Linked DNA regions of Homo sapiens: all the other regions are linked to region 3. The links are chromatin loops, found by intact Hi-C in ENCODE. Cell type or tissue: IMR-90. All regions are shown on one strand. Region 1 holds the start of RSPO3 (R-spondin 3). Region 2 has its middle 170 kb from the start of CENPW. Region 3 holds the start of LOC105377992 (a long non-coding RNA gene). Region 4 overlaps LOC105377989 (a long non-coding RNA gene).

Region 1 (8,000 bases), 460 kb after region 3:
CCAGAGACATACAATTCACAGCATTGCAAACTTACAAAATGCTCTAATTCATGTAAATTTACCTAATTTACATAAATTGAAGGCAATCCAGTAATAGGGATTACAAATGGAGGAAGGAGATAGAAGTGCAAGTGTCACTTGCTACTCTGCAAGGCTTTAGCAATTGACTTACACTGAATTATTTGAGCACAAAAATTAGCAAAGCACCTATGAATCAGGGACTCTTTCAAAGTGACCTCCCAGAAGTTTGCTGCTGTGTTAACCTGTAGTGCTAGTGTAGTCCTTCAGATATTCTGTTAAATATAATACATAGGGCAGGCTTATGTTAAAATCACTTGAGGCTTGTGACTTTCGACTAAATACTTCTTCAGTAATTACTGAAAAGTTCATCGGCTGGTGCTACCGGAGAAAAGACGTGGAAAGCTCACCATTTACTAACGACAGCCAGGGTGTGCCCCACTCAGGGGTGCCGGCCCTCTGTTCTCCCATCCCTGGGTGGGCCAGAGCATCTTACTCTCTGCTGCCTTGGGCCTCCACTTGGGCTGGGAAGATAAGAAAGTAGTGGACCTTCCCCTTCCTTCCCCAAGACTGGGAAAATCTTTCCAAATCTTATTCCCAGTCTTCCAGATGCGAGATTAGAATGTACAACAGATCCTCTCAAGAACACTGGGAGACCGAGGGTGGGAGAGAAAACTCCAAGGGGGGCGAGCTGACTATAGAGGGAATTGCCTGAGCGGGAAAGGAATCTTCCAAAGCCACAGAAAAGCCTTGGTTTGGAAGAAAGCCGTAGCACAGCTGCATTTCCAACGGGAAGGTCCTGAGCGCACACACTTCTGGGTCCTCCCCGCTCGGAGCAGGTAAACCTCAGAGTAGCTGACCGGCAGCACCCACAGAGTTTCCTCCCCACCACCCGCCTGGCGACCAACTGCAGCCGAAAAGAAAGAAAGAAAGGAAAGAAAGAAAGAAAGAAGAAGGAAGGAAGGAAGGAAGGAAGGAAGGAAGGAAGGAAGGAAAGAAAGAAAGAAAGACAAAGAAAGAGGAAGGAAGAAAGAAAGAAAAGAAAGAAAGAGAAAGAAAGAAAGAAAGAAAGAAAGAAAGAAAGAAAGAAAGAAAGAAAGAAAGAAAGAAAGAAAGAAAGAAAGAGAGAGAAAAAGAAAAAGGGAGAAAGGCAACAGAGGAGAAGGTCAGGAAAGCCGGGAACAAGTCAGCAGCCAGAAACTCTCCAGCGATCTGCCAAGGGGGAGAGGGTAGTTGCGCGCCGGCGCTGGGGATGGGGTGGGGGCGCTGGGGCACAAGGGCGCAGGGGCGCACGGCCACCGACAGCCGGGTGCGCCTAGCTTGAGGCCGCGGAGAGGAGCCGAACTGGGATGGGTGGGGGGTCTTCGGCCTCAACACTGCCTGCCAGCCCCAGTGCGCCCAAGTCTCCCCGCCAGAGCTGCCCTTCTGGAGGGGCTCTTCGCACGCACTGCTTTCCCCATTCTTCTGGCTGGAATTCTCCGGCCGTCACTGCAGTGTCCAGAGATGCTGCGCTGTAGACCCGGGACCCCTTAGGCGCCTCTTCCCGTCCCTCTGCCAAAGCGCAACGCCTGTACTTTTCCAGCTCCCTCTTTCCCTCTTGAAATTGAAAGTTATTGAGGTCGCTCAGGGTTGTTGCTCCAGCAGTTTCCTTCCCCGCCCCCGAGCTCCCCCCCGCCCCCCACAGCCATCCCCCCTCCTCTCCCCCTCCCTGCCCTCCTCTCCCTCCCCCCTCCCTGCCCTCCTCCTCCTCCTCCCCTATGTGGTGCTCCCGGGAGCCCAGCCCAACACTGGAGCGTCTCCTGCTCGCGCACGCCAGAAGCAGCTCGGGGTCTCTCCGCCGCCCCTTGGCCATGGCCGCTGTGCCGACGGCGCCCGCTCCCCTGCGCTCCAGGGGCCCCCGCCGCTGCAGCCGCAGCCGCCGCAGCTTCTGAGCCCAAGGGGCCGCCGCTGCAGCCGCCGCCGCCGCCGCTCGCCCGCCCGGATCCCGCCTGCGGCAGTTGCCGCACAACATGCTACCTGCGGCCGCCCCGGCGGCTCCTGGAACCCCGGTTCGCGGCGATGCCAGCCACCCCAGCGAAGCCGCCGCAGTTCAGTGCTTGGATAATTTGAAAGTACAATAGTTGGTTTCCCTGTCCACCCGCCCCACTTCGCTTGCCATCACAGCACGCCTATCGGATGTGAGAGGAGAAGTCCCGCTGCTCGGGCACTGTCTATATACGCCTAACACCTACATATATTTTAAAAACATTAAATATAATTAACAATCAAAAGAAAGAGGAGAAAGGAAGGGAAGCATTACTGGGTTACTATGCACTTGCGACTGATTTCTTGGCTTTTTATCATTTTGAACTTTATGGAATACATCGGCAGCCAAAACGCCTCCCGGGGAAGGCGCCAGCGAAGAAGTAAGTGCAGGGTTTTTTACGCGTTTGCTCCCTCCCGCCGCGTTCACCTGTCGGGTCGCTTTGCCTGTCCGGAGCCGGCTCCCAACTGCAGCGGTCCTCCCGCCCTGCGCCTCGCAGAGGAGATGCAGGTTCGGGCTTTGGGGGTATGGACGGCGTCTTTCACCCTTGCCTCTCGGCGCCCCTGCCTTCCGCAGCATCCTAGCCGGTGCGAGGGGCGGGCGGACGCGGCGCTAAGGTGGCTCCCGCCCCATGGTAACTTCAGGTTCGCGGGAAAGTTCGGTCCTGGGTTAGACTCGCACCCGGGATTTGTGCTTTCCTTTTGAGGATCGGACAGGGGCACCCAGCCGAAGGCACTTGGGACTCCCAGACGCAGGATGCCTCTGACCGCTGAGTAAATGACAAGGGAGGCGCGGCCGCGGTACCCGCTCACCTAGCGCAACCGCCTCGCGCGGGGAGACCTCGGCTGGGCCCTTAGGCTGGACTCCGGTAGCCGAACGCCCGCTACCCGGCCAGGAAGCCAGGGAGCGAGCGCCTGCGCGGCCGCATCCCCGACACGCACCAGCGGAGCCAAAGGGCGCGCGAGGCGATGGGGTTCGCGTGTCTGCGCGTTTGCAGAGCTGCCGGACGTCCCCCGCCCGAGGGTTGAAGACAGCAAAACCCCAGCTGTGGGGAGCCGGAGGTGCGGAGTTTCCAGGTTCTCTCTTGTCACATGTGAGCGTCTGTACCATCTCTGGCCCTTTCAAGTGTGTCCCCTGGGACACACACGTACAGAGAGTGGGGTCTCCCTAAAGATTCGCCTCCTCGCTGCCCTTAATGCTGTTATTTGGAGGGTTGGATTGTGATGGCTTCTTAAGACGGTGTCCTAGCTGGAATTAAGCGGACACCACCACGGCAGCCTCAACCTGGGTTGGTCTGTCTGAAAGGTAGAATCTTCCCAAGATGAAGGGACAGATGCGAAGGTGTCACCTCTCCTCGCTCCAGGGTAGCCTGGCGCCCTCGCTGCTCTAGTGTCTGTGTTCCCATGGGGAGTCCTTTCGCAGATCTCAGAGCAGGGGCGACCCTGGCTCTATGGTTGGGGGCGCTGGTGGAGAGAGGGAGGAGGAAACTTCTCCTGGAGCTCGCGAGGGGCAGGAAGCGATGCTGCTGCTCTGGGCTCTCGCACCTCCGCGGCGTGCAGCCCAGGCCCAGCGGCCCCACCTGGTTTCCCAAGGGGATCCCTCTCCCAGCGTCCCGCCCGGGAAGCCTTTCGGGGCAGACGTCGGGGCAGCGCGGAGGACACAACACCGGCTTGTGTGAGATGGAAATTTAGTAATCGCTTCTCGGCCGCTGTTTGTCCCTGCCCTGCCCCTGGGCATGAGGGTCCCCTGAAAGCTCCCTTTGTATTGCTGGCCTCGGCCAGACAAGGTTTGATTCACCTGAAAATTGCCTTTTAAAAAGGTGGCAGTGCCAGAGCGACAGGGGCCCTGGCCGGGCCTCACCGCCTTTAGGATCACCTAGCAGGGGGCAGGAGAGCCCAAACTAAATATGTCAGGGCATCCGATTTATTATTCTTGGCCTCCGAATGGTGTGTACTCTGGTAACTCCCCACCCACTCTTTCATTCCGGCCCGGACGCGGAAGGGGAGGCCTGGGGTTCAGCGGTGTCCACGCGCCTGGCGGTCCCCGCCTCCTCTCCTCCCAGGGTCTGGCCTGGGGAATTGAGTCTCAGGGTCAGTGGGCATAGGGAGCCCGGGCTGGAGCGCAACCCACTCTGCTTTCCATCCGCTCTTCCAGCCCGTGCCCATTGGGCGTCCCAGAGCACGCTCTCTCCTTTACCCCCACCGAGGACCCCCGGGCTGGGAGCCACACACTTGTCAAGGAGGGACAGGGTACTGAGTGTCAGAGGCGTCTCGCTTTGCAGTTTTGGGGCCCCTGATTCTGAAGGAAGACACAGGAAAGAAAGCTTGTAGTCCTTTTGTGCCCACCTCCCCCAGCGAGGACCACGGCGCAGGAAGCTTTCCCCGGGCGCTGCCTCAGGGAGCTGTGGGATGATGCACCTCTAGGTTGGGCCGAGAGGAGTCAAAAGGCAAACTGCTTTTCGACCTGCCTTAATCATCTCAAGGCCAAGTCAAAGGAGACCTCTGTTTGTGTTGAGGGGATGAAAGAAGGAATAGTGGAACTGGGTTGCAATTCCAATTTTTCTGTGGGAGTGGGACTGGGAGACAGCACCCACAGCGATGCTCTTGCTCCTTCGCACTTGAGTCTGCGTTTGCGGCTTGGTTTGCTGGTGCAATCCTGGTAGAGGGGCGACCCCTTGCGTCCTCGGAGGAGACAGACTAGACTCTTGGCAGGTGCAGTATGACTTAAGGAGGAAGGAGTGGAGGGTAGAGAGGTCCTCTTTAAATGCCCAGAAACTCAAGGTCAAACTGCATGTGCACAAACTCAGATATACCGTTTGTTTTGAAATCTCTGGGGGAAAAAAACGAACAAAAAGATTCAATTCACAGTTCCTGTTTCTCAAGTAAGGACTAGGAAAAGTTTTTAAAATGAAAACATGTGGTCAAACGTGTTTTCAAAAGAGGCTGGCTATCCTAATTGTTTCTTCAAGAGACAATTAAGTGAATATTTAAGGAGTCTTCTGGCCTGTAGTTATATAGTTTCAATTTCCTAAGCTTAAAATCATCAATAAAGATATGACAGGTAGAAAATTAGGTGTTAAAAACTTCTACAAAAAATTTAATGGTCTCTCTTGATTTAGTAGGAAACTTTTTTGTAAACAAGAACATTCATTTGAAGTGTTAAATATTGTCATGTCCAAAGAATCATGCATTATCCTCAGAAATAGCAAATAAAGCCATATCAGTATTCTCCTGTTTCCCTAAAACAACTGTAATTCCATTTGTCTCTACTTTGATATAAACTAGTGATCCTAGTTATTACAAACTAGTGTTTCTTCTCATAAAAGAAACAATGTTTTAAGACAAGACCCTTGTACTTTAAAATGTCTATTTAGTTATGGGTGAATAAATACACAATAAATTTTTATCTATTTGAATTGGTATACAGCTCTTAAAAATGACTCAACCTTTGAATTCCAGATTGTGTGCTAATAACATTAAGAAGCACTTTTTTTTTGCCATAATGATAGCCACAGAATCTTAGTGGGGCCTCACATTTTCACGTGGATTAGTTGCTTGGGCCCTGAAATAGCCACTGAAGTGAAGAAGCAGGTACTTATCTTCCCATCTTAGAAAGAAAAGGCCTGAGAACTAGAGGCTCAGTAACCTACATAATGCCATATATCTAGCAAGTGGAACTTGTCTCCTGCCATGAATCTCACAGTTATGTACACCTTTATTCTATATTCTGGTCATAGAGAAGATATCAGGTTTATTAAGTAATAAATTAGATGGTCTCAAGGCCATCATTTATTCAATAGGTTTAGAGAATAAACTGTTCTCCTTGACTGGAAATTTTTGAACTCATTATTTTATATAATGGTGATCAATGTCAAAGAATTAAATACCTAATAGTAAAGTTTTCTAAACGGAATATATCATTTGATTATCTAGGAGATACTATGGGATTATTCTGTGCCAGAAGGTTATTGTTAGAAACATCAGATGGCATTTAGCATCCTTTTTATTTGATGCCATCTAGTAGCTCGGTTTTAATTGTTCAGACTCTAGATAAATGCAAGTTTTGAAAAGCCATTATATGCATAATAATTTAAAAGCACTCATTGCACAATCTATAAAACTTCGCAAGTCTTTCATAAAGACGTCTGAAGAAAGAGAGAAAGAATAAAAAGGAAATAATTTTCATGGTAATAAAATAAAAACAGACTATTGGAATGTACTGGTCATTGCTCATGACATTGTTTCAGATGTTGAGCCAGTCTTTGAAATTATGACACACCCTTTGTGATTATGTTGTGAATCCTGGAAAATAACAAGTTAACTGATAAAATAGAAAAATCTTTAATTCTACTATACATTTTGTAATATTAATTTCAAATGAAAGTTTGGTTTGGATATTGACTACAATGTATTTTTCACACTTGTCTACGTTTCTCACCAGTCTGCCTTATTTTTGAGAGTAACAGTGTTTTAAAGATACAGACACGAATAGAATTTGCTGAAGAAAGTGTATTCTTTGATACGTCGTGTAACAGCTGTATAAATCAAGACAAATGCAAATTCATATGCGGTAGTGGCAACATCTAAATGCAAGGAAAAACATCTTTGTGAACTCAAATTTAATCATCATTACATTATCAGGGTTGTTTCTCAAAATATCCCATGGTGACACTATTTTAATTCCGTTTATTACTTTAATAGAAGGATTTTAACAAGAACGTTAGAAATGGTAATTTTAAAATACCTTCTTTTTAGCCCCAAGTTACTCAAGTAATGAGAATGTAAGAATGAGTATGAAACTGATTTAATGTTGTTATTTCAATATTCCTTTAAACATGAAATATGAAGAGTATTTGAACTTGCAAATAGATAAGCTTTACTAAGTCATTTCTCCATTAAATAATTCCCTGGCATTTAATATTGTACAAATTAGGTCCCCAGAAAGCAATGAATGGAAATTACAACGTGTAGTAAAATTTTATTTTCCAGTTATTATGGGGAAACCCTTGCTGCATTGCTCCAAAATGAATTTATTAGACATCTGATTATTTTAGATTATTTGAATCTGGACAGAGATCTCCAGATTGCTACTAAATGTCTAAAATATTTTCTAGTTCAATGGTTAATCTTTTTTTAGTTGTAATAATTCTTTTGAATCCTATGCAATGTTGGCAGAGTACTATGTAGAGTTTTCAGAGCCCTATGTAGAGTTAAGACCAAAATACACCTCTGCAATTATAAGAATGAGCTATGAAAAAATAAAACTATTCTAGATATACTGATTTGCCAAATTGTCTTTTCCCCTTTGTCTCCATCCCAATGTTTCATTTTGGACATATCTTGATCTCTCTCTTCCTACTTCTTCACTATTCACTCACATATCCCATCCCCACCCCAAAAAAATTATTTTCCAAGTAGTGAATTCTTGAAATGCCATCAGAGTGGATATTGTGTTTCATGAAATGTAAGAAAAAACTTTGGTTACCATTAGGAAAACATCATTCAGTTTTAAGAGCACAGTAAGGATCATGCAAGACAGTGTGTTGAAATTATGTTTGACTTGGTTAGGACTATTTCTTCTAACAGTGCATTATGTGCTGGCATTTTTTTTTTGAAAATAATAATTTGAAAAAATGTTGCATCATAAATTGCACAGTTTTTTTTTTTGCTTGGCCTTTGATTTTAAGGGCAAATGTAGATTGCTTTCTTAATTAGAGATTTTTCTCAGGGTTTCACATGATTGAATATCTTAAAATTTAATATCTGACAACCTAGTAAATTTGAAATGCTTTGCAACCATAACTAAACACATGAAGTACAGCATATACATATGTAAAAGATGCTAGCCATCTTTTCTGTTTCTTCAATTCTGCCCATCAGATCTTTCCATTCAGGAATATTACTGGCATTCTGATTAAAGTAGTCATCCAGCAATACTGAAAAGAATGGGGTGTTCCATT
Region 2 (8,000 bases), 490 kb before region 3:
ACTGCCTACTCAAGCCTCAATAATGACCAGTGTCCCACCCCCCACCAAGCTCAAGTGTCCCAGGTTGACTTCAGAGTGCTGTGCTGGCAGCAAGAATTTCAAGCCAGTGCATCTTAGCCTGTCAGGCTTCATTGGGGGTGGGATCCACTGAGCAAGACCTCTTGGCTCCCTGACTTCAGCCCCCTTTCCAGGGGAGTGAATGGTTCTGTCTCGCTGGCATTCCATACACCACTGGGGTATGAAAAAAACTCCTGCAGCTAGCTCGGTGTCTGCCCAAATGGCTGCCCAGTTTTGTGCTTGAAACCCAGGGCCCTGGTGGTGTAGGCACCCGAGGGAATCTCCTGGTCTGTGGGTTGCGAAAACCATGGGAAAAGCATAGTGTCTGGGCCAGATAGCACTGTTCCTCATGGCACAGTCCCTAACAGCTTCCCTTGGCTAGGGGAGGAAGTTCTCTGACCCCTTGCACTTCCCAGGTGAGGTGATGCCTCACCCTGCTTCTGCTCACCCTCCATGGGCTGCACCCACTGTCTAACCAGTCCCAATGAGACGAAGTGGGTACCTCAATTGGAAATGCAGAAATCACCTGCCTTCTTCTTTGATCTCACTGGGAGCTGCAGACCAGAGCTCTTCCTAGCCATCTTGCCAGCCATCTGTTATGGTTCTTAAAACATTAATTTGCTATTGTGTGTTCAGCTTATCTAAAAAATAAAGTATGGGAATCAGTGAATTTTGAGGAGAAGGCAATGCTCTTATGTGTGTGTATATGGTGTGTGTCTGTATTTGTGCCTATGGATAATCATTAGTTTCTCAAATGTATGCAAGTGATACAGCACATATGTGTATTTCCCAGTCTTCATACGCTCAACAGACCAGCCTTCTTTTTCCACCTCGGACATATGTTTCTGGGTAGGTTTCCTGATTTGTAATCAGTCAGCCTCTGATATTCACTGTGACTTTGGTTTCCAGCCCTGTCTGGAAGAACTCCAGCCTGGGAGAATGTAAACATTTTATTCAGAAGCCTGTGATGTTGGAAAGAGGAGGTTTTGGATGATTTTTGTTTTTGTTTGGACTTGGGTCAGTGTCTCCCATTTATAGCTGGAATGTGAACTGCATGGCTTCAGATGTGTTTTGGAAGATTGATGTGGGCCTCATGAAACTCAGCTACAGTGGAGCCTCAGGAGACTAGGAGCTGGTTATCATATTAAGAAACACATTTCTTTTTATCAGTGAATATTAATGCTGAACAGTGAAGCTGTGGAACTCCTTCTCTTACACCGGCAACCTCAGCCCTCCTAGAAAAGCTGTGTAGTCAGAACCAGTGTTAGGGGGAGTTCTTTATGGTTTCTCCAACAGTCGTTGATACTGAGTAAAAAGGGACTACCCAGGGGATTTCAAGTCAAAATCTAAGAACTAAACTTATTTCTGTTAATGATATGAATGACATGTCATTGGTGAATGGAAAGAAAATGCTCTCAATATATGGAGCTATAGGAATAAATGCTAGAAGTGAGGCTAAGTTTTTGCCAGCTGTATCCTACTGATCATATTGGCCATTATGTTAGAATTGCCACTTTCCCTCTCCTTGGATGAAAAGAGGTCTTATTTTATTTTTCCAAGAAGGAGTCTTGCTCTGTCACCCAGGCTGGAGTGCAGTGGCGCGATCTTGGCTCACCGCAACCTCTGCCTCCTGGGTTCAAGCGATTCTCCTGCCTCAGCCTCCCAAGTAGCTGGGATTACAGGAGTGTGCCACCTCGCCCAGCTAATTTTTATATTTTTAGTAGAGAAGGAGTTTCACCCTGTTGGCCAGGCTGGTCTCAAATTCCTGACCTTGTGATCTGCCAGCCTCGGCCTCCCAAAGTGCTGGGATTACAGGTGCGAGCCACCATGCCCTGCCATGAAAAGAAATGTTATAAAAGTACAAACCACTTGTGCTTTATTTTATGGGTGAGTCTACTTGTGGTGGATCCACTTGTCTCATACCATTATGTCTACTTCTTTCCTTTTTGATTGCTAAGAAAATTTTCCATCTTTTCCAACGAAAATGCAGGATCTAAAACAGAATTGCAAAGTTATTCCAAAATCAAACCAAACAAACGAACAAACTAATCATTAACATTTAAAAATCAGGAGATCGCACCTAAGAATCTGCATTTCTTCAGTCTCCTGGAATGCAGGTGCATGTGGTAGCACTGAGTCTGCATTTCTGCATACTGGAACTGGGTAGATGGAGCTACCTTTTAATGTGACACGTGCTCCCAGTCTTATTAAGGCAGGCCAGCTTTACCCATTTGTGTGAGCTGCCCTGTCCTTGTAGGCATTTGAATTTTTAACGTTTGGTCTATAGGAAAGAAAACTTCTGCAATATTTTTTTTTCTTCCTTGAGACTCTAAGTGATGTTTTGGAATTGGAAATGAGCTATGGTTAGTGAATGGAAATGGTCAGTGGAAATATGTAATTAAAGGGACTTCCCTAGAGCCACGATCTAAATGTATTTGGGCAACAATGGTGCTTAGTGTTACCCATGTCGAAAAGACTCATCAGTCTGAACTTAGTTTTCACAGATACATGCTCAGGGGAAACGTTTCCTCCTGAAGATGATTCCTCTTGGTTTTGACTGCCTGGATCAGTTCATAAAGCTGGAGTTATGGCTTCTTCAAAAAAGCCTGTCTCTCATGCTGTGGTAAAATATGTGGTCACCTGGCTGGTGAAGAGTTTCTGGGTCCCATAATATTTTACATAGGACACAAAAAATGGAATGCTTTTGGACTTAAACCTGTTTTCTTTTCAACTCCTTCTGCCTAGAGGAGATGGTAGCCTCAGAAGAGTTCTTACTTCCCCTTCCTAGAACTGTGCAAATCTTTCAGGTCCCAGCTGGTAATGGAGAAATTACTTTTTGTTATTTAAAAAATATAAACAGGAAAAATAAAAACCATGATATTTCATGAAATACAACTTCTTTTCTGTTTTCTACTAAATAAGACAAATTTTTTTTTATATGTGTTCAGGTTCCTGACTGTCTTTAGTACTTTACCTTCTCATGGTCTCTACTCTCTTGCAATTTATTTTATATAGTCTTTTTCCAGGAATCCTCCCGTCTCATTAGATTTTTCTTTTTGTTCCTTTCCATGCTGCTGTATTTTCCTTTTATTTTAGAACCTGTGTCTAATTTTCCAGCTCTCTACTTTTATTCTTATTTTCCTTTTGTCAGCCTGGTGTCTTTTATTTTCTATTGTTTCATTTTTTCCCTCTCTGTGCCCTTTTTCATGTGCTATTATACAGGGTTTGCTTATTTTTCACTTCTGTTCAGTTTGTTTTATTCTCTTACCATGCATTCATACCTCCTGCTTCAAAACCAAAAAACCCGAAACTGATTCTTACTTTTTTAATTGTAACCCTCTCCCTAGTTTATTTACACTAACTTTACACTATGAGTTTTTTATACTTGAAATTGCCAAAATTTCCTTATCACTTAGTTTTCTCCCAGTTTCCCATAGAAAATTCAGTGGATGTTCTTTCCATATGTCAGCTGCTGTGGTAACCCAAGACAGAGGTCATTATGTTCAGTTCTGATCACATTTTGTTCTTTCGCTGGCTGTATTACCTGAAGGAAGCCACAGTCTCTGTCTGGGTCTCATTTTTTTTTATCTAGTAAAGTTAACAGGGAGAACAAGGTGTGGTTCTCAGATGAGGCACACCTGTGAGCTCGCCAGAACTGTGCTACCTCAGGTCTCACTCCACACTTCCTGACGTGGTATCTGCATTTTTACAAGATCTCCCGCTGATCTGTGCCCTCATGGAAGTTTGAGAAGCACAATCTCGATGCTCTTTGGGGGTTTTTCCAGGTTTAACTTTGCTGAAAATAAGGGAAAACCTATTTTACTAAGTGAAAATAAGTGAAATATTTTAATAAGTGAAAATAAGGGAAAAACATAAAGTGAAAACTGCTTTGGTTACAAGGCACAGTAGAATAACCTGGGAAGCATCAATAAAATGTCAATGCCTTAGAGGTCCCTCCTCAGGGCAGCTGATTCAGAAACTCTGGGGATGGTATTTTTTACTGTACCAGGTGATTTTAATGAGCAGGTTGATCCCCACTTAAATATGCTATTTAACTTTGACCTCCTTTACTGATGCCCTCAGTGCTGCCCTCTTTTGGTTGTGAGGTAAGTAATTACTATGGAAAGAGGAACTTCGAAGTATTTGGTTTCATCTACTTAAACCCACCAGAATTTATTCTGGGGAGGCCATAACTGGGGAGATAGATAACTATCGAAGGAGGCTATATGTATTTTTATAGCGTTATGAAAGCAAAAGCAGGATTCGCTTACTTTTTTTTTTTTCTCAAGACTGATTAAGGCTTTTGCTGGCAATGGGAGTGTTTGTGGTAACAGAAGGAAGTAACCCTGGCAAGTGATAGATAGACATTGTATCCTAAGAGTCTTGGGGGTGGTGGGTGCCGGGGATATGTCAGTGGGATGGTTTTATTTCATCAGAACTTGGTGCTGGTGTTGACTGGATACTCACAATTAGCCACATGCTATGATTGGGTTACTGAACATTAGGTTCTAATTTATTTTTAATTATTTCAGGTTGTTGAACTGTAGCTGATTTAAGAAAACTTGAAACCAAGATTTTTTTTTTTAACTGCTCTTATAGTATTCTTAGTGTGAGAACTGGGGAGGGAATAGTCATAAAACAATTTGTCACAAGAGTGGAGGGTGTGACAATACTATTAGGTGGTGATACTTTAATGTTGTAGTTTTAAAATCGGATCTTGAGAAACTGTGTCTTTAAAGATTTTTTCTTTTTTTAAGAGAGAGAGTTTCGCTCTTGTCGCCCAGGCTGGAGTGCAATGGTGTGATCTCGGCTCACTGCAACTTCTGCCTCCCGGCTTCAAACGATTCTCCTGCCTCAGCCTCCCGAGTACCTAGGATTACGGGCAGCCTGCTACCATGCCCAGCTAATTTTTGTATTTTTAGTAGAGAAAGGTTTCATCATATTGGCTAGGCTGGTCTCAAACTCCTGATCTCAGGTGATCCACCCGCCTCAGCCTCCCAAACGGCTGGGATTACAGGCAAGAGCCACCACACCTGGCCTTTAAAGGGCTTTTTAAAAAAAGGTTAAATGTTTTTCACCAGTGCTCAATGAGAAACACAAACATGATTACATTGTTTGGAGTGGCTGAATTACTTGATCAAAATTTAAAAAAAAAGGTATTTTCCCTAAGTGGTTTTTGCTTAGTACAGCACCTTTTTTTCCCCTCAGTTTTCATGTCCTGAATTATTTCTGCATCATTAAGTTTAGCTGAGGAGCCAAAATTCTGTCATTGTGGGGGGATTGCTGAGGTGTCACATCGACAAAGGGAGGTACTTAGAATAAGATGTCATTTTGGTCTGTTCTTGAGTGTTACTCCAAGAAGTTATGTGAGCAGAGAAACACTAATCCTGTGGGCCATCTGTCTTTCCCATCATGTGGCAGAACCCCCATGCAGAATCTCTAGTCAAGGTTGGACCATGGCTGCATTTCATTACATCTGAAAAGAGTCCCCGGTAGTTATGTGATTTTTACCTCACAGATTGCTCAGAATCACATAAAGCCTCAACAAATATTTCCTCACAGATTTATTCTAGCCCTGGTCAAAAGTGTGAAGTAGGACATTTTCTTCAAGTGTATTTTTTTTTCTGTCTTATTGAAACACTTTCAATACTGTTAGCGTGACTTTGTGTCCCATCCGTCCAATATTTGCTGTACTCACAGCTGTTACCTCTGCAGGAAATCTTTGCAAACTAGAGTCTTCATTCTTTCATGGTTCTAGGCAGTAAGCTTAGAAGGGACAGTGGAGCTGTAACACTCACTGTTTCATAAGTTTTTAAACTTATGCTGTAAAAGTCTCTGATACATGCAAGATCAGAGAAAATGTAGAACAAAGGAGGCATATAGATGAGGTGAGGATACTGGGAAGATAATAAATTTGCACAGAAGGGAAGGGAGTTTATAAAATGTGGGAAGAGTCAGGAAAGGCTGGCAGGAGGTGAACCGGGGTGTAAGAAGGATGTGTACAATATGTAGGTAGAGAAGATATGTCATGAGGCCTCGCAATGCCCTCATTACCATTATGGTTAGGTAGTTGCCAACACATGTTTTCGGAGCACCTACTGTGTGCCAAACATTATTCTGGTGCTCAGGGTATGGCAGTAAATGAGCCTAGCAGAATTTCTGTCTTCAAGGAGCTAACATTCTATTCTAGTAAAAAAGTTCTCTTGCCCTTGCTAAGTTTGAAATGCCTGTTTATGGCAAAGGAGTAGAAATGGTAGATGCTTTATATAAAAATATATGATTTGTCTTGGCAAAGCATCCTTGAGGAGAGATTAGTACAGTGCAAAAAAGTATTGAGTAACATTCTCCCCGTTTCCACCTTTCTGTCAGGTCATAGATATAAATTACAATTCTGGCCCTCATTCACCCTCACATAGCTTTCTGGCATCCTTTCCCATTCTCTGAACATGAGAGGAATGAGAAGGTTATTTGGAAGGTCGCTGATCTTAGGAGTTGTCCTGCTACAGTTACCGGAGAATCTTGAATTTCATCTGAAAAGACTGCAAGGCAGTCGGGGCAAGCATGCTATGAGAAGTCAACTGGTAAGCAGACCCCAGAGATGAGAAGCATATGGGAAGCCAACCCCATGATTTGCTTCCTTAAAAAGTATGGGCTGTGGATGGATTTTAAATCCTACTCTAAATACAAGACTGGTGTTAGCGGTTGTTTGCAGGAAAACCAAAGGAACTTAGCATCCTTCAGTGTGTTACAGAGACTGTGTGGCCTCAAGCAGTGAAGTGAAGAATTCTTTTTGTCTTTTTCCTCATATGCCCAACCTGGAAACCAGCAGAATTTTTGATGGTGCATCTGGTTCCTGGTGTGCTGCAGAAGTGATTAGTGTGTCATGTCACTGTGGCCTCTTTCTCTGCCCCAGGAGAATGTCTGGGGAACAGAAGAGCAGAGTCCTGCCTGGGATCATGTGGGTGGGGGAGCTATTCCTTCTCAACAGATAGTGTGAGAAGCACTGATCCAAGGTCCTGGCTGCTCAAAGTGTGTTCCTAGGAGCTTGCTGGACATGCAGAATCTCAAGTTCCATCCCAGAACCTGATGTTTTTATTTGGAGCACTGGCCTTGGCAACACATGTTCCTTCCTCACCTTTCTGCAGCCTCTCACTCCCCACTGTCGCCCACTCCTCATAGGCTATCCTCAGGAATGGCATTGGTGGAGTGTTGGTGAAGGTGTAGCTGCAAGCATTCTGATCTTTATTTTACAAACTCTAAACCCAGAAGACTCCAAACCCAGAAAAGTCTAAGTCACAGAAAGCAAAGGAACAGTCTTATTTCAGACACATCTACAGTCTTTGCTGGTTAAATGTCAGGAAGCCCACAAAAAGCTGCCAGACATTTCAGGGTATGAATTTCGTATCTGTACTTCTTGACATCTGCTGGGCTACCATGCCCTTCAATTTACCAAAATATGGAAATTTCCTTATGGCATTCTACCCAAATAATGAGGAAAATGTTGATGCTTCTCTCAGCCTCAGGACCTTAAAGCCACACTGTTCCTAACCACGCTTGCCTATATGGCACTTAGCACTTTACACAAAAAACAAACAGAGGTGTTTATTCCCTGGCAGTTAATATAAATGCTTTCTGTTTTGTAAAATAGGAACAGTATTTGATTCCATTATCACAGATCTCTTGTGGACAAGTCAAAATTCTTCAATTAAGGTTATATCTAGTTAAAGGAATTTTTCTCTTTGGTCTACATCCCCACCCTGAATGTCCTTGCCTGTTAGTTCCTTGCAGGTGAAAGGTAAAAAACCTTTGCAACTTCATGCTATAATTGTGCCTTTGAATTTTCAGAGGAAAAGACAGTGAGAGAGCAAGAGCAGATTGAGAAGCAGAAGAGTGAGTCGCAAAAAGAGAAAATGACAGAAATGGAGCACCCTGGTGAGTCCCAA
Region 3 (8,000 bases):
GAAAATAGGAGAGAGAAAGAAATTGCATCAAGAAAGCAGGAGAAGCTAAAGGAAAAGTAAGAACAAAAGGAGGAGTGGAAAAGAGATTTAAAAATGAGATAAGTCATGGCAGTGGGCTTCGGAATCAACTCTCTATCCCCACTGTGGTCAATGGGTCCTTCTAAGGGAGGAGTAGGATGGAATTCAGGGAATAAAATATATGTCTGACTATAATCTAATAATCTTTACCCTCTCCCTCAATCCCTGTGTGCACTTAGCTCCCTCTGTTGGACTGGTGTTGTTTACACACAAGTGATTTGTTCTTTGAAGAGGCAGCCAAACAAAATTTCCTTCTGATATTTTACATTCAAAAGACAGAGGAAAACGATCTCTTCTTGGCGTTTTTACATTAGTATAAATGTTTTTAAGTGGTGATAACAACTAAGATGAATTGTTTGCACAACTCAAGACTTTTCCTCCAGGTCTTTGTTGTAGTAGAGAAATTTAAGTATTTTGTATCTTTTACCACACTGACTTTCTCACATCAAGTATTCAAAATTGCAACCACATTAAGGGAGAAGTTTGGAAATGTTCCTATTAGAAGGCAATCACAATAGTTTCCAGTAACCACTAGACTTCTTGTGATTATGATTTTAATATAGTAACAAAGCCCTCCTTCCCAAATGGGTGAAAGATACACATTCTTCTAATAGTTTAAGTCATGTTTGGAGATAAAAGATGAAGACTAGGAACTCCAGACCTCTGGAAGATTTTAGAGTAGCCATAATTAATGATATAGAATATGTTAGTCTATGAGTGCTTCATAATATGCAATATGTGAGGCTGGAGGTTGTATGCCTTGCTTATTATTTTATGGAGTCTCAATAAATTTTTCTTTAATTTACTGATTTTAGATTAAAAAATTGACTTCTAATTTTTCCAATCATCCATTCACTCATTCAGTTAACTTCTCAACAAACACTTAAGAAGAACTAATCATGTCACAGGTTCTGTGCACAGTGCAGGGTATACAACCGTTAATTAAAGTAGACATTTTTCCATTCTTATGAGATTTACAGCTTTTACTTACTTTGCTTCTCTCACACAATACACTTAATTTTCTAGGCTGGAGCATGGGTTAGAGACATTCTGGGGATTAGAACTAACCTAGTCATAAGATTTCTAGGTTCTTCCTAAATTTTAATGCACATTGGAGTTTCATGTATTTTTTAGAATATAATAAATTGATTGATGATCCCTACAATTTCTCTCAAGATTCCAGTGTTTATCTTGTTGAGAATGACAGTGACCTAATATGTATTGACTTTTTGATGACCCTTACAACAATACTACCTTGTTTCAAATTTATATCCCTGGGAATTTCCAAGAACCATGGTGTGTGTCTATATGTATGTGTGTCTATGTGTAGGAAGAAGACAGGTGGTAAGGAGATAAGAGAGATGGGCAGAGATGATTAGGAACAATGCATATAACTTTATATAAAATTTTGATCCTACTATTCTCCTTACTTATTCTGCAACATACTATAGGATATTAAAAATGGAAGATCTGTGTGACACTCAATACCTTTATGTAACTCAGGTGTCATATGACTAAAAAAAGGACTTCTCAAACTACATTTAGTAAATGGGATTTATTGTAAAATAAAACCAGGAAACATCATGCAATTCAAATGGAAGAAAATGGAGCTAGGTCTATACAGTTTCTGTAATGAGGGATTGTTATGTTGTTCAAGAACTGAGGACACTCATATCTTGATCACTCTTCCTCTGAGGTCACATGAGTCTTGATTTTTATGGGTCTATAACCTTCTATGCCTGGCACCCACTAGTAACTTAATGTAATTTCTGTGTACTACATCCATAAAGTAGTGGAAAGAATATGGTTATGTCAGCTTATGTCATGTACACTCCACAGATTAATTCAGATAACTGGGCATTGAGATGACCAGAGGTATTTCAATAACCATTTAGTGAAGGTTTATATCAGATTCTCCAACAAAGGGTTTGTAAAGGACATCAGTGCCAAATTTAAATATTTATCTTTCAACATGCAAACAACTCTTTTAAAACAAGAGACAATACAGACTAATTCACCACTGAAAGATAAATTGAAAATCAGGACTTTCTTACAAAGATATTCATTGTAAATTCATTTGAGTCGATGCCAGAAAAGATTCTAATTTAGTGGAATTAACCTGCTTGTTTGTTTACTTTTCCACAGTGCTCTGAGGTTTCTAAAATATGGGAGTTGTTGACAATAGTGTTCTTACATGTAATATAGATGGCCCATCCAATTTCTTATTAATTAAATTCTGCTATCATTTCCATTCCTAGCTAAATGAAATTATAACAATAGAAGGTTATGTTATGACAAGGTAGCGTAAAAGTTTAGAAATATATTTTGAGTACTCTTGACACCATTTTGATGTACAAAAGGAATTGCTAAAAGATTTGGACCACTTTATAATCTATATTAGGTTTCAGAACTTGCATGCAGACAAATACTCATTCAGTTTCAGAGAGAGAATTTAGAGCCAACAATAACTTTGAAATTTATTAAAAGTAGGTCACCTTCTTAATGGTGAAATGTTTGTGCTAAAAGGAGGAATAGTTCTCTTGACTAAATTTGTTAGGACTCAAAAGAGTGCAAAAAGGGTCATTGAAAAGGATAATTTATGGCACTCAAAATATTTGTGAATCCAAATATTGTCATTTTTTTTCTAAACAAGCAAGGATACTGATCAGTTAACAGCATTCATATAAATGAACTGTTAAGGTTGAAATGAACAGGAGCTATCTTGTGTTATTTACAATCAAGTTCTGTCTTAGAGACAATGGTAAATTATTAATAATGCTCATTAATCAATGAGCATATTAAAATAATTACATTCTCTGCATTTTTATTTACTGAATATTTCTAAATTTATTTTAAATTTATTACTCAACTTAATCTCTAACATTCCTCATTGACTATTTAGTCAATTGTGCTAATGTTCCACTTTCCAAAACAACATGCAAATGGAAGAAAGAATGAACTAATAGTCATTGTGCACTTGTTAAAATAAACCAGGCAATTTGCATAAGTAAGCATATTTAATACCTACAACACTACAGTACAGATATTATATTATTTACGGAAGAAAAAAATTGAACATCAGAGGAATTCAAGAAATTGTCCAGAATCAGGTAAGATAGCCAAAAATATCAGAACTGGTTGCTGATCAGTCTGTATATCTATAAAGTACATGCTTTAAAAAAAACACACTTCCTATATGCTATGCCAATTATTTCCTATTTCTTGTAATATCAAGTTAAATCTGCTCAGCCTAGCATTATGATGATCCATTATCTGGTGTCTCTTTACTTAATCAATCTTCTTTTCACTGCTGTCCAACACAAAGCCTGTTTTTCAGTCATCAATCTACTTCCACCTCCAGACCTTATTTTATCCACTCTGGAGTCAGAAGGCCCAACCCTCTTTCATATAAATCCAAACCTAAATTCTCCATGACAACCTCTCTCTTAGTTATAAATAAAATTCCCTGCCCTTTTTGTTTTTTCCTTATTTTCTGACTGCTGTTTTCTATGCCCTCTTTTACTGTGGTCTAACAATCACTTCTTCAGGCTGATCTGCCTGCTCTCCTTTCTTCTATGACGTCTTCTATAGCATTGATAGGGTGCTTCTATCTCTCACCAACTGCTTTGAAATGAGCTCCTTCTCTTCTAGATCTCGTATATACTACATAATTAGTTACCATATGGCCACAATATACATGCAATGCAGGGTGCAGAAGAGTAAGTAGAACTGACTTAGTACCTACTCTTATGAATATTTTAATTCTTTGAGGAAATGAAATATGCAGGTTGTTTATATATATGAAATAGAGAAAACATCCCTCATGAAGGCAGACTTTTATCTAAATGTGAAAATATAAGGAGAACTTTTTTGTTTTCCTTGTTAAACAAACATACACACACACACACATTATGGTACTTTATATGATAATGGATTATAGAAAGGAAAGAGGAAGGAGATGAAAAATCTTATACCTAGCAGAGTACATATTTTTCAAAAAGTTTCTTTCTTTTCACCAGTTCTGGTGGTGTTATATATTATCTTGCTATATGTGTCTGACATTAACTTAAGGTTCTGAAAAATGAGTATTTAATTAAACTACATCTAGTTTAGGGAAAATCTTGCCTGGTAACTTGAGGAAATTAAAGATTTTTAACCCTCATGTTCATAATAGGGATCCTACAAAAAGTCAGGGCCTGGGATCTCATGATTTCAATGACAAATTTAGGAATCATCAAATACTCTGTGGTTTCAGACACCATTCTTTTTCCCCAGTGAGTTACTACTTACATGGGGCAGTGTTAACTCATGTTTTCCTATATTTAGCTGCATTCCAAAGAATTTCATAAGCATTTCCCTGAGCTCACTTTCCCATCCTCAGAGTGATGGCATGAAGCAAGAGGGGATTTTTGATGAATATACTAATATTTTGCATCTTGGAATGTAGATTGGGGTATTTTCATAGAGGGGTTAAAAAAAGGATTAAGAATGGTGGGAATGAAAGTGATTTCTTCTGGGAATCCTCACTATTGCTGATCGTGTTCTCGCAGTGAATTAGTGATCTGTGTGCTGGGAGACACAGAAGTTTCTGTACTTGCATGCTTCTCTCTGTCCACCTTTTACTTTATCTGAACCTATATGCATCGATATCATATCATATTTTACCTTCCCATTCACAAAGGGCTGCTTTTCCTATCTGCCTGCAACAATTGGACTATGAATGAGATAAAAGTCACTAAAAGAAAGAAGGGGAAAGGAGCCAATTATTATTTTTTATAATCAATATCTTTTTCCTCACAATTGGGTCCGATGATATTAATTAGCTACTTGACCCAAAGATTCTTAAACTCAGGGTTCAACAACCTTGAAAAAAGAGCTAGTTTTCCTTGCTTCTGGTCTCCAGTATTCTGAGGATGTGCATGAACATGTGTCATCTTCAGGAGCAATGTGTGGGGTAGAGTCAGTGGAGCTCACAAGCCTCAGACAAATGAAGGTGTTTACCTACTAAAAACTTAACCACAGCATCTCTGTCTTCCATGAGGAGCCATTTTCCTAGTTATACACATCTAGTCTTTCTTTTCTTAGGTTTTAACTACTGTAGATCTGGGTGTAAGTCAAAACTGACCCCTACTTCTACACATGAAATGATGTCATCTAAATCAGGCCCAAAACAGAACTAATCAACTCCAATTGGAATTTGGTTCTAAATCCAATCTTTTACATTCTGCCATTGATATGCTTTTATATTCCTATATCATCTAGATGTAGGAGATTTGTGTGTATTCTGTCATTTATCTTTTCCAGTAGAATGTTTTATAGAACCCAAGGCACTTCTTCAGGTATTTGTCTGATTTCTATTTTTCCCAAATAATCATCTTTTAACAGAATTTAAAAGTCTGTGGAGTGAGGCTGTATCTTATACTTCTTTAAACTGCACTTCCCTAAATTAATACACTTTAAATTTAGTTTTGTTTGTTTAGTTTAGTTTTTACATCAGAGGAAGTCCATGCATTTTTATTGAATGAATGGAAAATTAATTGATGAACTAATTCTGAGTTGGAATGTTCAAGTAATAAACAACATAAGATGCATTTTTTGCCTTTTTTTGCCAAAAAAAAGCTCTGGTTATAATCTGATAACAATAAATTTCCTCTTATATGACTCATATTTCATGGGTAACTAATGAACCTAGGCACATAATAAGCATTTTGGACAACACAAGATTATATTAGATTCAGTCCTTGTCTTCCATGAGCTTTCAATCTAGTTGTGAGTTCCTGGAAAATACTTAATTTTGACACTAGAGAAATCTCATGCTAGAAATTTCTGCCAGTACCAATTAAAGATATTTTCTCTCAAGTTTCCTGAAGCCAAAGTATACAAGGTTTGCAAATTACGTGACTACAGCAATGAGATTGAGAGTAAACATTGCAAAGAAATCTCAAAATTACCAACCAAAGCATTTTTAAAAATCAAACATCTCTCCCTAGTGGCCCGAGGAGATATATCAGAAGTCAAAGGATAGAAAGCAGCATTCTTTACCTGACTCCATATATTTACTTGTCAGAACTGCTTAACCTTAGCTTTCCTGACAGCAAATGTGCTTGGACTGAAAAGGGAGAAATTATGTCAAAGCACTTCCCAAAGGCCAGGAAGTATTTGCTTTCCGAATGCAGGCGTCTTTGTATATCTGTGGCTAAAAGTGATGCTGAAGATATGCAGATTTGTAATTTCTAATTTTACAAAATACGACTTTGTTTTCGGTGCTAACAAGCAAGAAATTACTGACAGCATCAGATGCCTGGAACTTACTGGATCAATGAGATGGGACTTCCGGCTTTTCTGTTAGGCAAAGACCTGCTAAAGTTGAGCCATGGAAGCCCACCAAATCCATGAAACATTAACATTGCCACTACAGCTTCATCTCTGCTATAGAAAACATGTAAAGTATTTTTCATACAGTTCCTAAACTTGTGGTAAGGAATTAAGCCCAAAATGTCTTAGGAAGTCTTGGATTTTGATTTGCTGAGCATTAGGAATACACTTTCTTGTCTTCCTTCCATAGGTTTGTATTATGATTCTATTTTAAAAATTCATAGCTTTGTCTCTACTCACGTGTTCCCAGAAATGGTTAGATGTGTATAATATGTTCACAGTTCTTTCTTTAATCTGGGGGCTGCAGCGAACTAAAGGCAGAAGAAAGTAGGGTGAACACTGAACCAAGCAATAACTGGCCATCTGAATAATCCTTGCTGCTGGGGCCTAGTAAAGATAAATACTCATCTATCCAGCGCCTTCATTTCTGTAATGTCTCCCTGTCCAATTTAATAAATGCTTTCTTGCTGGTTTCTTGGCATCTCTTTGAATAAGGAATGTAAACTGAAAAGGCCTAGGAGACTAAAACTGGCACAAAACTCTATGATGAATAGTATCAGGAGACACAGAGGCTAGCTCAGTAGTCCCATATGCAGTGCCACAGTCTTTACCAGAGGGCAAATGGATTTGCTGCCTGGGACAAGGCAGTTGCATAATTTCCAGATTCATGAAAAAATAAGGGAAAAAATAAGAATAAAACCAGGTCCAATTTTATGCAAATAGAAGTATGAAGTCAGATATTTATAGAAATTATATTAAAGACAACAATTTAAAATCTTAATAAACAGAACCATCAGTATATATTTAATCCTTAGATATTGTAAAAGGAAAACATAATGTGGGTTTCTCTAAGAACACTTTGAAATTTCGGAAGAAACTGCCAGCAAAATTAGACTGAAACTATTATTTAGTTATCTCTATATTTATACTATGTCATAAACTATTACTGTTTAAATATCTTAAAAAGCCCTGGAAAATCATGTTAATTTTTCCAAGTTGAATATTACTAAAATAAGAAAACTTTCACTTGGTGCTATGGAGTCTGACTAGACTTCAGTTCAAATTTTATTCCCCAAAGAAGCCTTAAATTATATTTTTTAAGTTTCTATTTTTCTTTTCACATGTTGAAGAATTTTCCCAGGCTATTATGTTCAAGTCTTTGATTGTAATATGGAAGCCATGCTCCCAGATAATTGAAGTAAATATTAATTCAGATCCACCCAGTAGGTGTGTAGTTTTGGTGACTCACTATCTTTTAGGCCTCTAAAAAGGCAATCATAAAGTGTGTTGTGACAGATAAAAGTGAGCAATCAGAGGCAGCACTCATATTGGAATAGTTTACCATTAAGGCTCACTGGAAAACAGTAGTGTTGAATTTTGGGGCAGTATTCATAGACTAGGGTATGTTATTTACATTTGGGGGATTAAACTAAGGACATTCACTAGTAGTTGTTCAGTTTTTCTCCTTGCAAACTTTTGGTCTGAACAGAGGCAGCTCATCACACCTAGTTGTAAGAAAGGCCCAGTAAAAAATTGTTTCCAGTGCT
Region 4 (8,000 bases), 440 kb after region 3:
GGAGGATGCCTGTAATCCCAGCTACTCGGAAGGCTGAGGCAGGAGAATTGCTTGAACCCAGGAGGCGGAGGGTGCAGTGAGTCGAGATTGTGCCACTGCACTCCAGCCTGGGCAGCAAGAGTGAAACTCTGTCTCAAAAATAAATAAATAAATAAATAAATAAATAAATAAATAAATAAATAATTTGTAACAACATCCGAGCTATCTATAGCAGTAAAAATTCTAGTCTACTTTCTTGGTTTTTAGTACTGGGGAGATGCAAAAAGTATCATTTTTGAAATCACAGAAACCATGGTAACATTGGGATTTTTCAACGGAGTGGAGAGAGGAAGAATGGAGGAAGAGTGTGAATCCTTGTGCTGATGAAGAAGATGCATTGGGAGCTTTGCTTTTCTGTGTTTTTGATTTTTAAAAATCTTGACACAAGACTCAACATAAGTATAAAGACAACAAGACAAATTCACCAGTAATAATTCAAATAAGACTTTTAAAGAGAATTTACTATGATTAAGTTCCTTATTTTTTAATATTTTTATTTTTGTGGGCACATTGTAGGTGTATACATAAGTTCCTTATTTCTCTGTCTCTGCATGTGCACCAACACAGCTTTTTTCTTCAAATATTTTTATTTTTTCTAGATTATTATAAATGAAACTTATCTTATTCTTCTCTATGTCAAGAATCTTTAGCAAATTTTCCAAAGTCATTATCTACATGTTTGAGATAATCATTGCAGTTTAGAAATGTACATCTTCCTTCAAAGTCCATATCATTCATCTTTAGAAAAATGTTCAGTTACAATGAAAGATAGTTATTTAATATTTTTCTGTTCCTTTATTTCTCTCTTTGGTATGAACTTCACCCAGAAACATATAAAATATGATGAGCAAAAAACATACACCCAGGTTAAAAACAGCAAAGACTACCAGAAACTTTTTCATGGCTATAAGTATCCCACAGATTACATGAAGAATATTCTTAACGGCATTAATTTTTTTCCCGAAGAATGATCTTGACACTGGCCTTATATGTCTTTGTAGATAAACATAATAGCTATGATATGTTCAGTTTTAGATTGTGAAAATAACTTTAGGCATTAATGTCTCCTTATTTCAGGATATTAGTCTTGAAATATCAACTTGTCAGTTCCAGACTTTAAAAGAAAAAGAAAGGGAAGGAAGAAGGAAGGGAAAAAGGAAGGAAATGATGATGAACAAGGCCCTCCTTTCCAAAAGTTTCAACCCCACCACTTGACATTTATCATCAGAGATTTAAGCCTTTGCAATTACCAAGCGAGGGGATTCCACAGTGTAAGCTAATACTCAAAAGAAATGAAATGGCAGCCGCTTGAAGAAAGAAATACAGAAAAGCTAAAATAGAAGATGAAGAGGATAAACTCCACATGTTACTCTTTCCCCTGGATAAAATTCCATGTGTTGATTAAGGGAAAAGAACAGAGAGAATTAAACCAAATAAATTATGCATTGTGCACCTACTATATAAATGCCTTGTATGACTGTGGGCTGAAAGGAAGAAACAAAAAGTAGAAATTAAAGTAGAAAGATAGGGAGAAGGCATAATAGAAATAAAAGCTACACAGTACCTAAGAGGCTATTGAAGAAAATCCTAACACATACTTGCACTGAATGTGAGAATTTCTAATTGCACACCCAACTCTATTTGGAGATTTGGTCCTTTTGAGATATACAAAGAAATTGGTACCTGATGAGAAAAATGCTGGCTGCTCCTCATCATCAAGAGCTATAGAAGATTAACGGTGTAAAATTGTATGAAAATCTTTAAAAAACATTCACTCAAACTCTGTTTCGGGTAGATACCAACCTAAAAGTTGACAAAGGAAAAAACTGAAGCTGTATGAGTTCTTAAAATTAGTTTGCATGTACAAGTTAGAAAGAAATAATACCAAGCATTTTTCCTCCCTCCCTTCCTAAAAAGAAAATTTGCTAAAAGTGTCTCCTCACAAACATAAGAACTATAAAGTCTGAGGAACTGCAATTGATGGTCTCATTAAAATGAACTACATGTCTATTTAAATAATTTTTCAAAAACTAGATATTTTAAGCAGCATTCTTTTATTGATTTTTGTCAGCAGATTTGTGTTGAATATTTACTATTAGCAAATCCCATTGCTTAAAATGGAGAATGTAAAGTTTAGATCCCTTGATCTCTACACCTACTTAAGGAGTTTGAGTTTCATTGACAAGTAAGACATGTTCCAGAAACAACTATAAGGTAAGGCAGAAAGTGATAGTGCCAAAAGAAAAGTAACAGCAAAATTTGAGTGAAGTTCAGAGAAAGTAGAAATCATTCTTATAGTGTTAAGAAGGGACAAGGAGTGTTTCATGGAGTTCACATCAGCTGAGTTGCGTCTAAAGAGCATGTGAGGTTTCTATAACTGTAAATAGAAGCTCAGTAAACATCAAGTGAAAGAAATAGTGCAATAAAAGGAACAAACGTTTTAAAAAGTACAGGAGATATATGGCAGAAGTACATGTAATCCAGTTGTGCATGATACAAGAATATTTAGAACAAAAGTATATTAAAAACAAAATGCTAGACTTCCAAGATTTTTATTTTTTTTTTGAGATGGAGTTTCACTCTTGTTGCCCAGGCTGGAATGCAATGGCGAGATCTTGGCTCACCACAACCTCTGCCTCCTAGATTCAAGCAATTCTCCTGCCTCAGCTTCCTGAGTAGCTGGGATTACAGGCAGGTATGCCCAGCTAATTTTGTATTTTTAGTAGAGACAGGGTTTCTCCATTTTGGTCAGGCTGGTCTCGAACTCCCAACCTCAGGTGATCTACCTGTCTAGGCCTCCCAAGGTGCTGAGATTACAGGCGTGAGCCATCGCGCCCAGCCCAGACTTCCAAGATTTCTACAGGAGCTACTGGCTCATACCCAGATCTTCAAGATACACTTTTATACAAACCATAAACTTTCTTCTATCGAAATAATATCATAAAACTTAGACCTGAGACCTTCTAGCTCAAAATTCCGTTTTAGTACAATTGAAAAACTGAATTTCAAAGAGGTTAAGAGGTGTTTCCAAGTTCACACAGCTAACTAATGGCATTATTGAGACCCATATTGCAGTTTATTATTCCATTCGGGAAGGAGTAGTTTTTCCTGGCCTGTAAATACTCTTTTACTCCACATCCTACCTTTCACTCTCTCCCTATTCATGCCTAAGTATGCATTGGTTCACATGCTGACCCAAGCAGTCTGTGACCAAGGGAAGGGGTATTTTCTCTGTAAGTGGCTAAATGGTTCACACATGGAATCAGTCTCTACCTTGGCCTCATTAGATCCCGGTTCTAACCAATTCCTGGACTGCATCCTTATTAACTAAGAGGGCCAAAACAGATTGTCACCAAGAAGAGGAAGTTATTTTTAAAAAACCAACAGCACTTGAAATGCATTAAACATAACTTTCTTAGATTTGACTCCCTCTAGAGTATGTTGATGGGAAAGACTTGATCCAGTAAATTCTTTCTCAATACACATTTTAAAATGTGGAGCATTCATGCTACGAAACTATCTGTCCCAACCTCCAAAAAAAAAAAAAAAAAAAAAACTACAAGTTGTCTTAAAAAGAAAAAAAAGAAAAAACAATATTCAGTCTTTATTAATGGACACAGCTAAAATGTTTCTGCTAAGTCAACTACTGATTTGTAACTCCAACTCATTCATCTACTAGTGCCAGGACCAGAGATCTCTAAAGGAAAGTAATTAACTACTGGTTCTGTAATATAAAGTAAAAAAATTCCAAATTTGCAGTAATAGCTTTTTTAGTATGAATCAGATAATGTTTTAATGAATTAGCATTTAATACATGCCATCAAATCAAATAAACCTGTCATGAAACATTTATGTCTACAATTTAAAGTTTACTAACCAAATTCAATGAAATTTGGCCTCTCATGTCTCTGACGAACACATATTCACTTGCAAATATGCAAGTTACATGTTTCTTTATGGCAAGACATACATGTATTAATTTTATATTGCAAAAAAAAGCGCAAAATCAGAGAGTTGCTTAATTCTTCTAAACTCTTAAAACTTGAATACATTTAAGAGTTGTTTTACATGTTTTGCATTTTCAACCTCAGGCAGACTTATTCAACATAACAAAAATGTTCTCAATGTTACACTGAAGCATTCTGTACCATATATTAATTATAATAAAAAATGTTCATGAAATCCCTCATAGGAATAATACTCACTCGAGGATAATCAAGTTACATCAGATCTTTTTTCTCCTTTCCCATTCTTGCAGGGAACCCACATTTTAAAAAACATACGCACATACACATACACACACACACACACACATAATGTTTACCTATAGATCTATTTGTGAGCTCTGATGATCTTCCACTATCTTATGTTGATAGACCCTATTACAGTGTTTAGTACCTACCACTTCAAAATTTAAATAGTTACATAAAGAAACTTGGAAATAATATGGGAAAGAAACCATAAAATCTTAAGTTGAATAACACCTTAACACTTATCTGTATTTATGCAGGAATTCTTCTACTCCATAGGAGAAACACATTTCCTTTTAGACAAAATGACCACTTATATAATTTTCTCTCTGGAATGTTCCTCCCAGTCATGAAAGCTCTTGCTTGGCCTTGGGTCCCCAGCTATTAGTTGATTAGTAAAGTGCTTTGGCTTGTCTACTAATATTAATAATTAACTTGATTGATTAATATACATTAAAGGGGTAGAGGAAAGTCAGCTGGTGGGAACCTCTGAAGGACTGGTTATTTATTTGAACACTATGGTGCATTAAGAGTTCATTTTGACTTCTGTGAATTCTACCAGGCAGATAATTGCTCACCTTCTACAGAACTGAGAAAAAAACCTCCAGTCATGCACAAGTTGCAAAATATCGTGACTAATCCTTATAACGTTGTATTACACAGTTGCATAGTGGCTCCTGATGTCAATTGACCATTTCCCATTCCACAGACAGGACTCACTTGACTTTCTGTTTATTTAAGTGACACTTGTTTGAAATTCTGGGTGCTTCTTATCCCTTTGAGTCACACACTGTGTCTCAGAGCCTCTGGTACTTTTAGCACCTAATTAATTACTAACTCTAGCAAAGTCCTGCTGTTTTGCAACTCTCTGTCTTTGTTGGGAAATCACAACCCCTTGCTAGAATGAGAAGGCAAGAAAATAGTTATCAACCAAATATCCAGTTTGGGTCCATATTACAAAAGCGAATTACCTTAGGGTCTTTTAATTCCTCTAGATATTCAAACTAGAAAGGATAACTTATTGTGTCTCTAAACTTCCTTTAAGTTTAGCATCAAAGGAAATTCAAAAAAATATGTTTTTTAATTGCATTTGCATTCAGCTATTATTCAGAGAAGTTAAATAATCATTAAAGTTTTACAGTGAGAATTGGTAATGAAATACAAAAATAGTCTCTTAGTTCACACTGGCAAGTTTTCTAGGGATAGCACAAAGCACAATGCCCACAGGCATAACAGCACTCTCAACTCCTTTAACACTTACCATCCAAATCTCCCATTTGTCTGTCAACATATCCTCTGCTCCATTGTTACTAATTTTTTTGTGCATATAAGTTCTGACACCTCTGACTCCAAATAAATTTTAAGCACTTCAGAAGCGGAGGCTCTATCCTCTATTTTCTATCTGCAGCACCTAGTAGAGTACTCCGCGTATTTTTTTAAGTAGATATTTAAAACACATGGTATTTCTCCTACTGCAAAATATAAATAAAACTATAAATAATTCTATAAATCAATGCATGGTCTTAAAAAATTCTTGAAATACAACTTAACATAATTTTATGAAAAAGAATTTCTCAAACCAACCCGGTACTCTATATCAAGACAGCAGATACATTGAACAAATGCAATGAGTATGTATTATAATGCATTATAATGTGTTATAATCAATACCAGTATTAGAAACGTGTTATTGACTTTTGTGTTACATTTACCAGTAGAGAGACTACACATTCTCGAAATTGGTATTCCTCAAACTGAGAATCACATAAGCAAAGAAAGAATCCAAAGGACAGCTTCCCACAGTCCTACAGAATACTGACTCATTCCCTTTGTAATGAACCAGAAGACTCTCAGTCAAGTTACCCATTCTGATTTGATCTCTCTCTTCCCCCAAACCATGGTTATCGTCTCTGAAATGTGCCCTTTCAACATCAGTCCTTTCTCAAACAAAGAGATTTACAGTTGTTGGGAATCATTCACTCATCTAAGTGCAGCAGTGGCTCTTGATAGTGACAAAGGGATTCAGGCTGATTTGAGTCCCACCTCCACCTCTGCCCCCACCCTATTGGATATTTTGGAATCTATTTCTCATCTCACATTATTTCTTTCCTTTCCATGTTTGTCTCCCTACTTTGTGACTCCACTGCCTCTTGTCCTTTGGTGAAGGATGTAAGGACACAGGAAAAAATGAGTTCCCACAAGGTCACCAGATGAAAGAAATAGAGCCTGAGTTGCTTGTTAAATATACAGATGAACAGCTTTCTTTTCTGGAAATTATGATTTCTGATTCTATAGGTTCTGAATCTAGACTCTGAAATCTACTTTGTTTACAAGGGATTTGTGAAATTTTTATCTATATGTCATTTTGGGAAAGAGCAGAGCAGTGTGCCCCAACCTTGGGTGCACACTATAATCTCCTGGAGAGTGTTTAAACCACACAGATACCCCAGTCACTAGACTTTCTGACTTAATTGTGTTGAAATTGAGCCTACTCAATAGTCCTGTTAAAAGCTCTTTCATATGATTATATCATGAAGGGTTCTCAAACTTTAATATGCATTCAGTCACCTGGATAAATAATGGTTAAAATGATTGAGTAGATTGTGATTAGCAGGTCCGAGGTGGGGCCTAATGTTCTGCATTTCTTTTTTTTTTTTTTTTTTTGAGACAGAGTTTCACTGTGGTTGCCCAGGCTGGAGCACCATGGCACGATCTCGGCTCACTGCAACCTTTGCCTCCTGGGTTCAAGCAATTCTCCTGCCTCAGCCTCCCGAGTAGCTGGGATTACAGGCATGCGCCACCACTCCTGGCTAATTTTTGTATTTTTTAGTAGAGACGGGGTTTCTCCATGTTGGTCAGGCTGGTCTCGAACTCCTGACCTCAGGTGATCCACCCACCTCGGCCTCCCAAAGTGCTGGGATTACAGGCGTGAGCCACCGCACCCGGCCTGATGTTCTGCATTTCTAACAAGCTCCCAGATGATCTCTGTGCTTCTGCTCTCTGGACTACCTATAAGTAGCAAGGCCTATTGAAGTGAATATTTTGGGGAATGGAGACAGAGCTAAAGCTACTGATCACTCACTCACCCTCCCTCCCCACCACACACACACACACACACACACACACACACACACACACTATTTATGTATTTTAGATTCCAGGGGTGAATAAGATGCACAGCATGGAAGAAAAGGTTGAGAATAACCTGCCAACCTATCTAGAGGGAAGAGCTACTGGTTAAACAAATGTGATAACATGCCACAGTGCCTTGCACAGGGCCTGGAACACGAGGTCTCAGGAAATGCTGCTGAATGTGAAGCTGAACCTTCTGAAGGAACCTAAGCAGAGAGTGGGTCATTCAATTGAGAGAGGTCACTCAAAAGAGAGAGGAAGACTTCTTACCCAAGCCTTTCCTTAAATAGTAATGCCTCCCTATATTAATTGCTCTTTCCCTATATCTCTATCAGATTTAGACTTGCTTCAAAACCTGGCTTACCTGACTCAAGTCTTCAAAGACTGGTATTTTAACTAAACTGACTTAGTTCTTCTCTTTTCTTGGTAGTTTAAGAGTGATTCCTTTTTGGTAATAAAGGCATAAATAGAATAGCATTTTTGTTACTAATATATTTCTTTAGGTCTTCTTCATGACTTAGTTATGTGCTCCTGGAGACCTGGGTCCTTTATTTCTTTGGTGTTATTCTCACTACATTT

Evidence for each region. Hi-C counts contacts between places; a loop is a spot of excess contacts. Peaks named below come from ENCODE experiments on the same cell type or tissue, not always from the same donor. Only the 100,000 strongest peaks of a DNase experiment are listed, where the experiment ranks them.
Region 1: a loop joins it to region 3, with 2.3 times the contacts of the local background. A loop is called at or near these places in 9 of 110 quality-filtered maps.
Region 2: a loop joins it to region 3, with 4 times the contacts of the local background. A loop is called at or near these places in 10 of 110 quality-filtered maps.
Region 4: it touches region 3 in a loop (2.9-fold over the local background); 3 of 110 quality-filtered maps call a loop at or near these places.

The regions. Positions count from the first base shown.
Region 1 is chr6:127,116,867-127,124,866 of GRCh38, forward strand. It overlaps RSPO3 (R-spondin 3), which reads left to right and starts at 1,805. Exons shown (of 5, transcript NM_032784.5): 1 at 1,805-2,423. The coding sequence starts at 2,327. It overlaps LOC105377989 (a long non-coding RNA gene), which reads right to left. Exons shown (of 14, transcript XR_002956387.2): 4 at 2,035-4,870. In IMR-90, a CTCF peak has its summit at 4,714 (motif pointing left); a DNase peak (open chromatin) is centred at 4,695; H3K4me3 peaks cover 1,469 bases; H3K27me3 peaks cover 3,822 bases.
Region 2 is chr6:126,166,923-126,174,922 of GRCh38, forward strand. It overlaps a transcript of TRMT11 not described here. Among named protein-coding and RNA genes, the nearest start is that of CENPW, 170 kb to the right of the region's middle. In IMR-90, a CTCF peak has its summit at 4,154 (motif pointing left); no DNase peak of the experiment used is centred here; H3K27me3 peaks cover 1,199 bases.
Region 3 is chr6:126,657,490-126,665,489 of GRCh38, forward strand. It overlaps LOC105377992 (a long non-coding RNA gene), which reads left to right and starts at 2,886. Exons shown (of 5, transcript XR_001743836.2): 1 at 2,886-3,797. In IMR-90, a CTCF peak has its summit at 263 (motif pointing left); a DNase peak (open chromatin) is centred at 4,342.
Region 4 is chr6:127,097,477-127,105,476 of GRCh38, forward strand. All of the region lies in intron 4 of LOC105377989 (a long non-coding RNA gene), which reads right to left. Among named protein-coding and RNA genes, the nearest start is that of RSPO3, 17 kb to the right of the region's middle. In IMR-90, a CTCF peak has its summit at 3,480; a DNase peak (open chromatin) is centred at 5,015; H3K27me3 peaks cover 1,200 bases.